2 separate regions of the Homo sapiens genome follow, and region 2 is linked to region 1. The links are chromatin loops, found by intact Hi-C in ENCODE. Cell type or tissue: chondrocyte. All regions are shown on one strand. Each heading gives the region's core, and the rest is flanking DNA. Links, peaks and the distances in the headings are about the cores only.

What was found. Hi-C counts contacts between places; a loop is a spot of excess contacts. Peaks named below come from ENCODE experiments on the same cell type or tissue, not always from the same donor. Only the 100,000 strongest peaks of a DNase experiment are listed, where the experiment ranks them.
Region 2: a loop joins it to region 1, with 2.0 times the contacts of the local background. A loop is called at or near these places in 1 of 110 quality-filtered maps.

What each region holds. Positions count from the first base shown.
Region 1 is chr13:37,445,227-37,448,152 of GRCh38, reverse strand. All of the region lies in intron 2 of LOC124903159 (a long non-coding RNA gene), which reads right to left. Among named protein-coding and RNA genes, the nearest start is that of LINC01048, 38 kb to the left of the region's middle. In chondrocyte, for the core only: no CTCF peak of the experiment used is centred there; a DNase peak (open chromatin) is centred at 1,464.
Region 2 is chr13:37,531,074-37,533,999 of GRCh38, reverse strand. No RefSeq gene overlaps it. Among named protein-coding and RNA genes, the nearest start is that of LINC00547, 2.4 kb to the left of the region's middle. In chondrocyte, for the core only: no CTCF peak of the experiment used is centred there; no DNase peak of the experiment used is centred there.

The DNA of each region.
Region 1 (2,926 bases), core at 104-2,603:
TTATGTTAAGTGTAATAAATTCCCTAACATTGTACTCTTTTTGAAGGGAAGAATGAGGGATATAATAGAACATTTTCAGCTAAAAGCTAAAAGAGACTGTCTAGTTGGCATATCAAGTTAGAAATGAAAAGAAATCCATTTAAGTACTGCAGCATATGTATTTCATGGGCTAGCATCATAGAATACTGAAGCTAGAAGAGCTGCAGAAGTACCTAATCCAATTCTTTCTTTACAAAAGACAAAACTGAAAACCAATGAAGCAAAATGATTTAAAGTCACATAGATAGTTAGTGTCAACATAGATAGTAGGCTCAATTCTCCTGATTTCTAATGCAGCATACACTGATGGTAACTACTGATCAGTGCCACATATCATACAGGTCATGTCACAGCATTCTGAAACATGTAAGTTCTTTTTCTCACTGTCTGGACCACTTTAGACCTAGGTATGTAGCCATTACCATCATGTGGGACTTTGTTTATGGGAACGGCCTTGCCCCACCTCCTCATGCACGAGAATGAATGCCTTTGGCTAAGTAAGAAAGCTCAGAAAATATCTGTAAGTAGGTCTGATTTTGATGAGTCAAGAAGAAAACTATTGATTATAAGCTAGGAATAAAAACAGTGGGTCAAAATATAATAACCACATTTTCTAGTTTCTTTATATTTGATGCTTTGACATCTTGGAGACTTGCAGACTCTGGAAAGACTGACCCTAGTTAATTCTTAGAGATAGTAAAAGACTAGCTTATGAGTGCACCTTTCATATACCAAGTAACCAATCCAGAGCCCACATCTCAACCACCTTCTTTATTAGTCCTTTACACTGAGGACCACTACCCGCCTGCCCTACTCACCCCAGACCCAGATACCAGACAACTAGGGACAGCCCCTAGATCCCATAGCGTGCTGAAATTACTCGAACTCATCAATACCAAACCTGTTTGCCCTTCCTTGCCAGTCACTTCCTGTGGAAACCATAATAAAGACTTTTGTCCACATTTTCCCCTCACTCCCTCTGCCTCCTGATGCCAGCGCTTCCCCAGGGTGGCCAGGTGTGGCATGGTGTACCCCTTCCTCCTGGAACTGTGAGTAACAAACTACCTTTTCAATGGCAACCATCTCCTAATCTGGTCACCTGCATAATAATAACAAAACCTACATTTTGCAAAACAGAGGTCAAAAGCCAAGAAAACTAAAGGTGCCAAAATCAGAGATGGGTTTGAAGCAAGCAAGAGGAAATAAGAGATAAGTCACAAGTAGGGATAATGTGGCAAAAGTCTGGCTCAGAAGGAACTCATGCAAACCCAGAATACTGATGGGAGTATGCCTTTGGTGCCCTGCTGCTGATATGGGAGGGTTGCCTTAAAGTGTTAAAGTGGCACATCAACAAGTTCCTCCTGAACACATCCTTAATAAGTGGCATGTGAGCACTAGAACATTCCTAGACACAGACTCACTGTGCAGCATTCCCATGACCGGCGCCCTAGTTCTGGTCCATAGCAGAATGCTGAAACAGCTTCTTAGTCATCTCTCTGCTTTTTTTCCCCACCCGTATTTAATTCATCTATTTCAACCCTTCTAAGTCACAGCTTGAATGTTCATAAGAATCTTCCATAGTTCCTCATATCTTCCTCATTTAAATTGAATCCTCGCCGTTACATTCAGAACTTTCCAAATGGTGTCTCCAGCCTGTCCTCCAGTCCTGACTTCCACAGTTCTACATTCCCTACGATCTGGCAAAATTAAAGTATCCACTGTCCTTAGCACATTTTTCCCATGCACTGAACCACTTCATTACTAGTAGCACCATAAAATATATTTTACAGTATTGATTTTGGACATAAACATATCTGGGTTTGAATTCTTGGCCACAAACTGGTGTGATCTTGGAACTCTAAGTCCTTTTTTTGCTCATGATAAATAGATTTCATAATATATATGTTACAGGATGATTAAAGAGGTTAAATGAGATAATACACGTAAAGATCTCAGCACAATTTTGGTGTGAATTAACACTAGTTAACAGCAGCTATTTTATCGTTGCTCACCTTAAGTGTATTAGAGTTTTCAAAGTATGTCAGAAACATAATGACATTTGCTACTCATGAAGTTCTAACATGTATTATAACTGTTGCCATTTTTCAGATGAAAAACCTCAGACTCAAGAGAAGGGACTTGCTCCAGGTCGTATAATTAGGTAAGAATTACAAAAGTTTTTTTTTTTTTGAGACAGAGTTTCGCTCTTCTTGCCCAGGCTGGAGTGCAATGGCGTGCTCTCGGCTCATGGCAACCTCAGCCTCGCAGGTTGGTTCTAGCAATTCTCCTGCTTCAGCCTCCCAAGTAGCTGGGATTACAGGTATGCACCACCACGCCCGGCTAAATTTGTATTTTTAGTACAGACGGGGGTTTCACCATGTTGGCTAGGCTGGTCACGAACTCTTAACCTCAGGTGATCCACCCGCCTCGGTCTCCCAAAGTGCTGGGATTACAGGTATGAGCCACTGTGCCCTGCCTAAAAAAGTTCTTGACTGCTTCTTACTTTCATTCTTTTCTTCTCTACAGTGCAGATGACATAATGCCTTATAAAGTAATTTAATGAAAGGAATGGAAGTAGTCATGTTTTATTCTCACAGTACCTAAGAATTAAGAAGAAATTTTTAAAAACTTGGTTTACTGATTATTTGTATGTGCCTAACACTGTTAAGAGTTTTATATAAATTTTTATTATTTAAATATAACAACACATCTGCAAGTTATATATTATTACATATATTTTCAGGTGAGAAAATGAAAACTTATGGAGATTAACTTGTTCATATCACACAGGTGGCAACTGACAACACTGTACTCATCTAAGACAAAAGCCAACATACTTAAACACTAGATTAAGTTTTGATTCAAAATAGGCATGTAATTAATTTCT
Region 2 (2,926 bases), core at 241-2,740, 86 kb before region 1:
AGATCTTCATTTGGAATATTTAGGCAAACACAAGCACTTTTAAACTAAGTTATTCAAACACCCTGGTTTTTTTAAATCCTATTTTTTTGATCAAAATTATACTACATCTTTATCTGTGACACTTAATGAAGTAAAATGGACAATTGGAATAATTATATTAAAAAGTCGAGACTAAATCCAGTTTTCTGTTTCATTGGTACTAAAAGAGCAAGAAAAAAGAGTGAAAAACAAAAAGCAGAAGAAAATGCATTAGAAAATAGCACATTGATCTCCCTATAAATAACTATTGGGTAAGTTCTGCAAAGTGTTTTCTAACCGTGGTTTGTTTTTTTTTTTCAGTATGCAAGGACAACATGTAGACAGGTTTGAATCCCTTTTTCAGTTATCTGAAAAAATAACCATATTGCTTTTGAACATCCACAAATTAAATGAACCATTTTAAAAAAAGCCATTCCATTCTGAGATCTTTGCTTTGGGATCAAGACAATCTAAACATTAGTTGATACTATCTGTACAGGGTTACAAATTAACCACTTTCAAGTTTCAGAGGATATGAACTAGTATACTTAAGCCAAACCTTGAGAAGATGTGAAAGACTATATCGATAGCCATCGATGTTTTCATAATACACACATGAGAAAGACAAAAAGCAAAAAGTCTAGAAACTATATCAAGAAAGCCAATACCAATTGAGGAAGTGTCTGGCTTTAATACAGAATAAAGAAAAAGAACCCGCTAAGAGTTTACAATGCAATGGCACATCATAAGTTACTGCAGTATAAATAATGCATCTCTACCATATTCCATTTCTGAAGAAAAACAGATTTTTTTGGTAATAATCTGTCTTAGTCTGTTTTTTGCAACTATAACAGAAGACCACAGGCTGAGTAATTTATAATGAAAAAAATGTATTGCTTCACAGTTCTGGAAGCTGGGAAGTTCAATAAAAAGGTGTTGGCATTTTGCGAAGACTTTCTTGCTGTATCATCTCATGGTGCAAAGGCAAAGATAGGGCAAGAGAGAAAGCCAAAAGAGATTGAACTCCCCCTTTTTATAACAAACTCACTCTTGCAATAATGGCCTTAATCCATTCATTCTGGCCTCCTGACATAATTGTTTCTCAGTAGGCCCTAACTCTTAACACTGTTGCATTAGGGATTAAGTTTCCAATGCATGCTTTTTGGGGACATATTCAAACTATACATAGTCTGCAATTTAATTGTAGCTATAAAAGTGGAAGCAGCAAAATAATCTTTGTTAATAGAAAGCAAGTTCATCTATTGGAATGGGGTTAAGAGTCATCTATTGTCACGTAAAAGGCATTGGGCAGACTGTCAGAAAACAGTAATGGGTATTTAGAAGAATCACAGAGATAATGGCAAAGAAAGCTGCCAATTTCTTGAAACAGCTAAAAACTTAGAAGCTGTAAGCCTTATTTTCCCAAACTTTGACCTCTTGCAATATAGTTGTCAGTCATTTAAATTCTACATATAATTTAGGCATAACAGTAATATTTTATAGTTAATATTCATTTATATCAACCAACGTATTTACTTTTTTTTTTTTTTTGAGATGGAGTCTTGCTCTGTCACCCAGGCAGGAGTGCAGTGGCGTGATCTCTGCTCACTGCAACATCTGCCTCCCAGGTTCAAGTCATTCTCCTGTCTCAGCCTCCCAAATAGCTGGGACTACAGGTGTGTGCTACCATGCCCAATTAATTTTTGTATTTTTAGTAGAGATGGGGTTTCACCATGTTGGCCAGGCTGATCTCGAACTCCTGACCTCAGGGGATCTGCCTGCCTCAGACTCCCAAAGTGCTGGGATTACAGGAATTTACTCTCATTTTTTCTTTATTCTCTCCCGCTCTTCTGTGTTTTGAACATTTTTTTTTTGCCTAAAAATATCCCTTCATTTATTTTTTTTAGTTCAAGCTGAATGCTGATAAACTCTCTTCATTTTTGTTTGTCTGAAAATGCTTTATTTCACCTACAGTTTTGAAAGATAACTTCACAGTATATTAAATTATAATTTGGTAATTATTTTCTTTCAACACCTAGCAATGTCATTATATTATCTTCTGGTTTTCAATGTTTCTCTTGAGAAATTAATAATTTTTGTTTCTTTAATAGAAATACATCTTGCCTTCAGACTGCTTTTAAGATTTTTCTCAGCCTTTGGTTTTCATTGATTTAATCACTTTATATGCAGGTGTGGTTATCTTGTTTAAATACTCTGGGTTTCCAGAGCTTTGGATATAAAGGTCGATATCTTTCAATGGTTTGGAGAAATTCTTGGATGTTTACTCCTCAATGTTATTTATGATTTATTCTCTCTTTTTTTCCTGGCACATCAGTAAGATGTATGTTACATTATTCTAATAGTAGAATAATGTAATGTCTGATATTTTAGCTCTGCTCTGTGGTTTCCATGCTTTTTACTCTCTCTGCTTATATTCGGTTATGTTTTATTGTTCACTTTTCCACTTTACTAATCTTGTCTTCTCATGCACCCAATTATTACAGGACCAACAATTTCCTATGTCTGCTGTGTAGTAACATACCAATACACTGAGACAGCAGAGTTTACAGCAGAGAAAGAGTTTAGGTATCCAAGGGCAACTAAGCAAGGAAATGGGAGGAGATCCTCAACTCCATGTCCCTGAGGAGTTCTGGGGTCAGATTTTTAAGGGGATTGTGTAGAGTGAGAGGCTGGAAAATCGGGTTCATTGATCAGTCAGGGTAAGGGGGATAAAATCTTCAGCATGTGGAAACTACATTCTTTGGTGAGTCAGCTTCTCACGGCATCCTTCAGACCAGCTTATCTCAATAGTTTCACTGGTATTCAGGACTTGAAAGAATAACTGAAATGGAAAACTTTACATTTCACAATATTCAAGTTGTTGTCTATAGGGCAGTTAAGGTGATCT